Linked DNA regions of Homo sapiens: regions 1 and 2 are each linked to region 3. The links are chromatin loops, found by intact Hi-C in ENCODE. Cell type or tissue: Calu3. All regions are shown on one strand. Region 1 has its middle 11 kb from the start of ALKBH8. Region 2 overlaps ALKBH8 (alkB homolog 8, tRNA methyltransferase). Region 3 has its middle 22 kb from the start of SLN.

Evidence for each region. Peaks named below come from ENCODE experiments on the same cell type or tissue, not always from the same donor. Only the 100,000 strongest peaks of a DNase experiment are listed, where the experiment ranks them.
Region 1: a loop joins it to region 3, with 7 times the contacts of the local background. A loop is called at or near these places in 95 of 110 quality-filtered maps.
Region 2: it touches region 3 in a loop (10-fold over the local background); 26 of 110 quality-filtered maps call a loop at or near these places.

The regions. Positions count from the first base shown.
Region 1 is chr11:107,575,347-107,577,846 of GRCh38, forward strand. No RefSeq gene overlaps it. Among named protein-coding and RNA genes, the nearest start is that of ALKBH8, 11 kb to the left of the region's middle. In Calu3, a CTCF peak has its summit at 1,335 (motif pointing right); a DNase peak (open chromatin) is centred at 1,335.
Region 2 is chr11:107,548,384-107,550,883 of GRCh38, forward strand. ALKBH8 (alkB homolog 8, tRNA methyltransferase) reads right to left here. Exons shown (of 12, transcript NM_138775.3): 7 at 1,370-1,440. Among named protein-coding and RNA genes, the nearest start is that of ALKBH8, 16 kb to the right of the region's middle. In Calu3, no CTCF peak of the experiment used is centred here; no DNase peak of the experiment used is centred here.
Region 3 is chr11:107,688,494-107,690,993 of GRCh38, forward strand. No RefSeq gene overlaps it. Among named protein-coding and RNA genes, the nearest start is that of SLN, 22 kb to the right of the region's middle. In Calu3, no CTCF peak of the experiment used is centred here; a DNase peak (open chromatin) is centred at 1,308.

The DNA.
Region 1 (2,500 bases), 110 kb before region 3:
GTCAGAAATAAGATTGAGTATCATTATTTTCTCACCTATTTAAAATATGGCTTAGGGGACCACGTGGTCAATGGAAAGTTAACCAGACCTAGAATTTACTTTTCAATATCTCTAGGAGGCCTGTTGACATAATCAGGATGAGGAATTAACAATTAATTAGCGTTGATTATGACCCTCTTCACGAAACAACACGTTGCTATGGGCTGAATGTTGGAGTCCTCCGCTCCCCCACAAAATTCATAAGCTTAAATTTAGTCCCCAGTGCAATAGTATTAAGAGGTGGGTCTGGCTGGGTGTGGTGGCTCACTCCTGTAATCCCAGCACTTTGGGAGGCTGAGGCGGGCCAATCACCTGAGATCAGGAGTTTGAGACCAGCCTTGCCAACATGGTGAAACCCTGTCTCTACTAAAAATACAAAAATTAGCCGGGCGTGGTGGCAGGCGCCTGTAGTCCCAGCTACTCGGGAGGCTGAGGCAGGAGAATCGCTTGAACCCGGGAGGCAGAGGTTGCAGTGAGCTGAGATTGCGCCATCACACTCCAGCCTGGGGGATAAGAGAGAGACTTTGTCTCAAAAAAAAAAAAAAAAAAAAAAAGGACGTGGGTCTTTTGGAAGCCATTAAGTCATGAGAGGTCCACCCTCATGAATGGGACTAGTACCCTTAAAAAGAAGAGAAAGAAGTGCGTTTGCTCCTTCTGTCATTCTGCCATGCAAAGATGTAGCAAGAAGGTGCCATCTATGAGGAACAGATCTTTACCAGATGCTGAATCTGCTTCTGCCCTGAGCTTTAACTTCCCAGTCTCCAGAACTGTTTCAAATACATTTCTGTTGCCTAGACTAGGTAATTTATAAGGCATTTTGTTATAATAGCAGGAATAGACTAAGAAACATATCTTATTCAGAAAAGCTTTGAAAAAATTACTTGAAACAAAAAGTTTAGTGAAGTTGAATGTTTGACCTGGTAATACAGGTGGACCATGATCTCATATTAGCAAATGTTTTTCATACCTATCATTATTATTTGGGGCTTGTGAGTTTCTGACTTATTTCTTATGTTATCCCTCATATTACACATACCTCCGTAGTTTTAAATGGTCTTTCAGGCCAATGAATATAAATAAATATTATGAGATGAGGTGAGGTGGTTAGCAGTGACTTCACATTAATTGGTTTTAATCAAACCCAAGGAAATTGGGGTGAGGTGAGGTGAGGTGGTTAGACAAGCCTTGGCAAAGAATTCAGGAAACAAAAAATTAGGGACAAATTGTTAAAGACAAAAATCTAGGACCCAAAGAAAATACAAATTCTTTTCAGTGTATCAGGCACCTTTGACCAGGAGGTGGCAGCAGTGGAAGCAAGAACGTCTAGAAACAAAGTATCCTGGGGCAAATACCAACACTATTGAAACCACTTTTGCAAAATTATAACTGAGGAAATGATGACAGTGAAAGAAATCAGATCTAACTGTCTCTGTCTTGCTTCTAACCTTTAAGCTGTCCTTGTTCATTCCTGGGCACAGGTCAAACTAACTTTGAGAAGGAATTCAGTTCATGGTTTGACTCTGAAACAAAATTGATAACAGCCCTTTCCCAAAAAGACCCCCTTCTTGCCTGGGGACCAGTCTGCCTTTGCTGGACTAACTTAGCTACAAGATTGAAAATTACAGTTTAGGGGTCATACAATCTCTGGTTCCAAGAGTCTGAACCTTCCCAAATTGCTCCTGGGGATAACATCACTATTATAAAACCTAAGATCAGTGCTTGAGATATTTTGCAGACCCTGCACTTGACGGATCAGCTGACACCACACAGACTGGTAATCTGGCTCAACCAGTTCTGCCATCACACACAGGAGCAGAAGACAGCAAGAAAAACTCACTTCAACCCCCTATGATTCCATCTCCACCCTGACCAATCAGCACTCCCCTCTTCCCAAGCCCTTACCCACCAAATTATCTTTAAAAACTCTGATCCCTGAATGCTCAGGGAGACTGATTTGAGTAGTAATAAAACTCTGGTCTCCGGCACAGCCGGCTCTGGTGAATTACTCTTTCTCCATTGCAATTCCCCTGTCTTGATAAATCGGCTCCGCCTAGGCAGAGGGAAAGGTGAACCCACTGGGCAGTTATACGGTCTCAAAAGCTCCTGAATCACCAAAGGCTTCTGGCTGATAAGGAGGCCTTTAGAAGGTGCCACTTCCCTGAAGTGATGCCAGGCTCCTCCCATTCAGCATCCAAAAGAGGAGTCCAAGTACCAAAGTCAAAGGTTAGGAGTTTTAAGTAGATGTTACTAAGCCTTAGTAACAAAGAATCTCTCAAAAGTCAGCGCAGTTGATATAAAAAAAAAAAATCAACAAGAATTAACAGAGACACCGAACCACCTTAATAACAATTGAAAGATGAACTAGGATTTAAGCCACAAGTCACAGAACAGAAAAAAAAGCAAATCTGACTGGGAACCAAAGTTGTTGATACAATGGCTAGTGCCAGTGGTCTAGGCTGGG
Region 2 (2,500 bases), 140 kb before region 3:
GTAAAGTTAACACTCTGATCTCGAATTATCTTTTGTCTCATTTCTCAGTTGGTTACACAGTTGGGAGGAAAATGAGAAGATGTCCTTTACTGGTCCCTAAAGCTAGAAGCAAGGATGGGGGGTAAAAATAAAAAAGAAACCAGAGAGAGAAGAGTGTTTTTTCCTCCCCGATCTCATTATTTTTTAAAGCACCTGTATTAAGAATCTACATACATAGTTAATAAGATGGTTGTGTCATATCAAACACCACTAATTGTCAAGTGACAGTATCAACATGACTACACAAGCTCGGGAAGGGTTAAGAGGCCAAAACACTGAAGATCTAATGATGGAAACTATACAAATACGGGAAAACAAAAATGAATAGTTTTTGCCTCCAGGAACAAGATCAGAATTTGATACAGACTCTAATTAGATTAGATGACCTGATGTTTTAAGGACTCTTCCAGATTTAAAATTCTGATTTTCTTTCTTTTTTTTTTTTTGAGTCAGAGTCTCACTCTGTCACCCGGGCTGGAGTGCAGTGGCGCAATCTCGGCTCACTGCAACCTCTGCCTCCCAGGTTCAAGTGATTCTCCTGCCTCAGCCTCCCGAGTAGCTGGGACTACAGGCACATGCCACCATGCCCGGCTAATTTTTTTGTATTTTTAGTAGAGACGGGGTTTCACCGTGTTAGCCAGGATGGTCTTAATCTCCTGACCTCGTGATCTGCCCGCCTCAGCCTCCCAAAGTGCTGGGATTACAGGCATAAGCCACCGCACCCAGCCTAAAATTCTGATTTCTATCCAAAAATCTGCTTGTAGGTTGCGTGGATCACTTCACATGTAATATTTTCTTTTAGTGGCTCAAGCAAAGTGCAGCTACAGAAACAAATCAATGAATAAACATGAACCTCTTATTCTTCATCTGTAAAAATGAAGATATTACCCTCTACTTCTCAGAGTTTTTGAAGGGATTGAATCAGGTAACATACGGAAAAAGTTCATCAAAATTCAGAACACACATTTTAATTTGTTTCCTTTTTCTATGGCATGAAGCTACTATCTTTTGCCACTAGATGGCAATGCTGCACCAGTAGGTCAGAAATGGGCCACATTGTACCAAGGAAAGTCTAGATCTTATTTAACTGCTAAAAGTTTCGTGTAAAAAATTAAATTTCAAGTTGTTTTCCTGGCATCTGATGAGGTGACAGATAAAATTTTGGATATTTAAAAGAAGAGGACATTTAAAAGAAACCAAAGTGCTAATGGTGCCCTTATTTTTCATTTTTAAATCTTAATTCATTTTCATTAAGAATGTGGATAATCTTTGAAAAGGGCATTGTACAAGGTAAGATATATGATGATAGCTAATAAAAATGACCATTTACCTCTGACCCCAAACTGAGAGAAACGATCTCATCCTCAAAAGCGGAATGTGTATCAATATGAGCGGGAATTCCTGAGATGGAAAACAGGACAACACGTCACTTCATTTTTTCCTTTAGTAGATTTAAGATGGCTATAAATGTAGCCTTATGCTATTAAGGTGAAAACATTGCTTGGTAATCAGGAAGGTACTATAATTTTGGTTAAAAGGAAACATTTAGGGTGAATGTGACTAAAACATACTAAAATAAACTAAAAATATCTTAACTTCAAGTTAAAGTGCCATTGGGGTTTGATCTAAAATCAAGGCTCAGGAGTCACTGATTAACTAGGACACTTAACTCAATTCCAGCCCAAGAGGAAAATGTGAAAGACAAATACAAAAGTCATTTTTACCTTCAAACACTGGATTCCCAAGTACTTGCAGAACAAAAGCAATAACCAGGTATAAAGACTAGGCGTATCAATAATTACGATATGGACTTCTCCACTGATCTATCAATTTACATTAACTCAGCACCTCTTAAGTAAAAGAAATGTTGCTACACGGTGAGGGTATACAAAGCCAGTAGGAGGGTCCCTGTCCTCAAAGAGCTTACAAGCCAATGGAAAGACAGCTAGGTAAGAAAGGCAAAGAAGAAATGCCCTGGCTGACTAGTTAATCTGGGGTCAAGCTTACTTGGCTCAGCCCTTCCCTCTCATTTTCAGAGCCAGCTGGTTTGCAGGAGCTAACACATGCTCCTTCACATTTCATCCTACAGGCCTCTGCGTCTTTAAGAGTGGCCCCGGCCTCTGTGCTCTACAGGAACGGCCTCTGCTTCAGCTTCAGTTGTCTCGCTGTGCTAGAGACAAGGTCAGCATGTCTCTCTAATTCAGAGGTGTAGTATTCACAAATCCACAGCTACAAATCTAAAGCCATCAGTTTTCATTATAATAAATGTAGAAAAGAAAACAAAACTCCATAACTCCTGCCGTTAATAAAACCCTTAAATTAAAGACGTCATAAGTGTGGGGCCCTAATCTTACACGTGGAAGCTCGCTCTCTCTCCATGCACATGCACACACAGAGAAAAGGACATGTGAGGACATTGAGAGAAGGTGGCTGATGACAAGCCAGGAAGGGAGGCCTCACC
Region 3 (2,500 bases):
AGTGCAAACATGTCTCTAGTTCATGACCCCTCCCTGTATCCCCACCCTTTGTAATTTTACTTTGTAGCTCTTCCCATTAAGGGGTGGAGTCTATTTCCCCAATCTTTGAATTTAGGCTGTTCTTGTGACTTTCTTTGGTCAATAGAATGTGGTAGAAATGACAGAGTACCAATTCCAAACCTAGGTCTAAAAAGGCCTTGTCCACGTCCACTCACGTTTGTGGAACCCTGCCACTGCCACGTGAGCAAGCCCACGCTAGTCTACTAAATGATCAGAGACTCATGTCTCAGCCAACATCCAGCCAATCACCACATGTGTGGGTGAGGCCATCCGAGGCAAGCCAGCCCCCAGCCTATCCCCCAGGTCTCTTGAAATCATCTGGGCTGATTTCAAGCCCAGATGAAATCAGCCAAGTCTGGCAGAAACCCCCAGAGGGCTTGTATAAACAATAATACATACTTATTGTTTACTCCACTTGACTTAGGGTGACTTGTCACACAGCAGTAGCTAAATAAGACAACAACCGACCTTCCAGCTTCTCCTCCCACTTCCCACTTTGTACTCTGATTCTTACACCAAATTACTTGGTATTCCCTGAGTATCTCACAGTAATGTCTCAATGACTTTATTATGCTGCATCCTCTGCCTAGGAGGCCCTTTTCTCTTTCCTATCTTGTGAAAATCTACTTGTCATTCAATATCTAGCTGAAACATCATTCATTCATTCATTCATCAGATATGTATTGAGACAAGGCACTGAGGTCTCACAACTGAGCAAAACAGCCTGTGCACTCAACCAGCTCACAGTTGAGGAAAAGGTAAATGAGTAAATAGTCAATGCCACTTCTTGCTTTCTCCAACTCCTGTAGGTAGAAGTCTTATTCCTTCGCACACACTTTCATTCCTCGATTATAGCACTTCTCACAGCGTGATGCCAGCCATAATAATAATAACTAACTTGGAAAGCTCTTATGGAGAGTAGATGAGATTATAGAGGCACAGCCTTTAGCATGGTGCCAGAAACATAGTAAGTGGAAAATAAATGTTAGCTGTTGATATTTTTAGTTAACACACATGTTCATCTCCCCTGCCTGACTGCATATAAGCTTCTTGAGAACAGGAACTGAGCCAAATTCAACTTTGTGTCTGAAGTGCCTAAAGAGAATATGTGCCTGGCACATAATAAACACTCATTAGATGTTTGTTGAGCAAACATCACCAGAAGTGTAAGAATTGAGCAAAGGCCCAATAATCGCAGAGCTGCTCAGTGGCCCTGGGACTCTTGGATTATACTGGGGCGCCCTCTGCTGTGTATATGTTGGGTATAAAGTGAAACTTTTAAGGAAGCCCACGGGAAAGTTTCCAGAAAGGCTCATTCCGGGCAAAGGTTTCTCAACTTGAGGGGTACTACACCTTGCCCCAGTTCTACACCTGGGGTCAGTTTATTTTATCGCTGAAACCACCTATGTTATTTATGGGGTTTTTCTTGTCTTTGTGTTCTTTCTTTTCTTTTTTTCTTTTCTTTTCTTTTTTCAGGGTCTTGCTGTCGCCCAGGCTGGAGTGCAGTGACCCAATCATAATTCACTGTAGCTTTGAACTGCTGGGCTCAGGTGATCCTCTTGCCTCAGATTTTTGAGTCGCTGGTACTACAGGTGCATGCCACCACACATCCAGTTAATTTTTTAAAAAAATTTTTAGAGGCCAGGCGCGGTGGCTTACACCTGTAATGCCAGCAATTTGGGAGGCCGAGGTGGGTGGATCGCGAGGTCAGGAGTTCGAGACCAGCCTGGCCAATATAGTGAAACCCCGTCTCTACTAAAAAAAAATACAAAAATTAGCCGCACATGGTGGCACTCACCTGTAGTCTCAGCTGCTCAAGAGGCTGAAGCAGGAGAATCGCTTGAACTGGGGAGGCGGAGGTTGCAGTGAGCCAAGATCGCACCACTGCACTCCAGCCTGTGTGACAGGCTGGCTTCAAACTCCTGGCCTCAAGTGATTCTCCCACCTTGGCCTCCAAAAGTACTGCGATTACAGGCATGTTATTTGTTATTTGAAGGAACAAAATGTTTTGGCTTAGATTCTGTTTCTTATTTAGGTCACAAATAAACCCTTCAGAAGAAATAAAGTAATAATAAAATAAAGAGATGGTGGAATAGATGAAAAGATAGATCATCTGACTCTGTTCCCTGCCACGTTTGGAATCCTGTTGAGAAGAGAGAGAAGAAGCAACTACATACGGGGGACATATCCATCACTTGAGATTCTAGCTGACGACGTCCGAATATATCTCAACTCACAAAGTAAACGCCAGATCATATGCCATGATGACTTAATCATGTTACTATAAAGAAAATATTTAAACAGGAGAGATTTTAAAAATTGCAATTCATCTTGTGACAAATTACTTAAAATAATATATTTGCCTGGAAAGAACACATCTAATTTATATATTAGCAGACACTGTTGTGCACCGTGGTGAGAAGGGATATGTAAGTGGGAT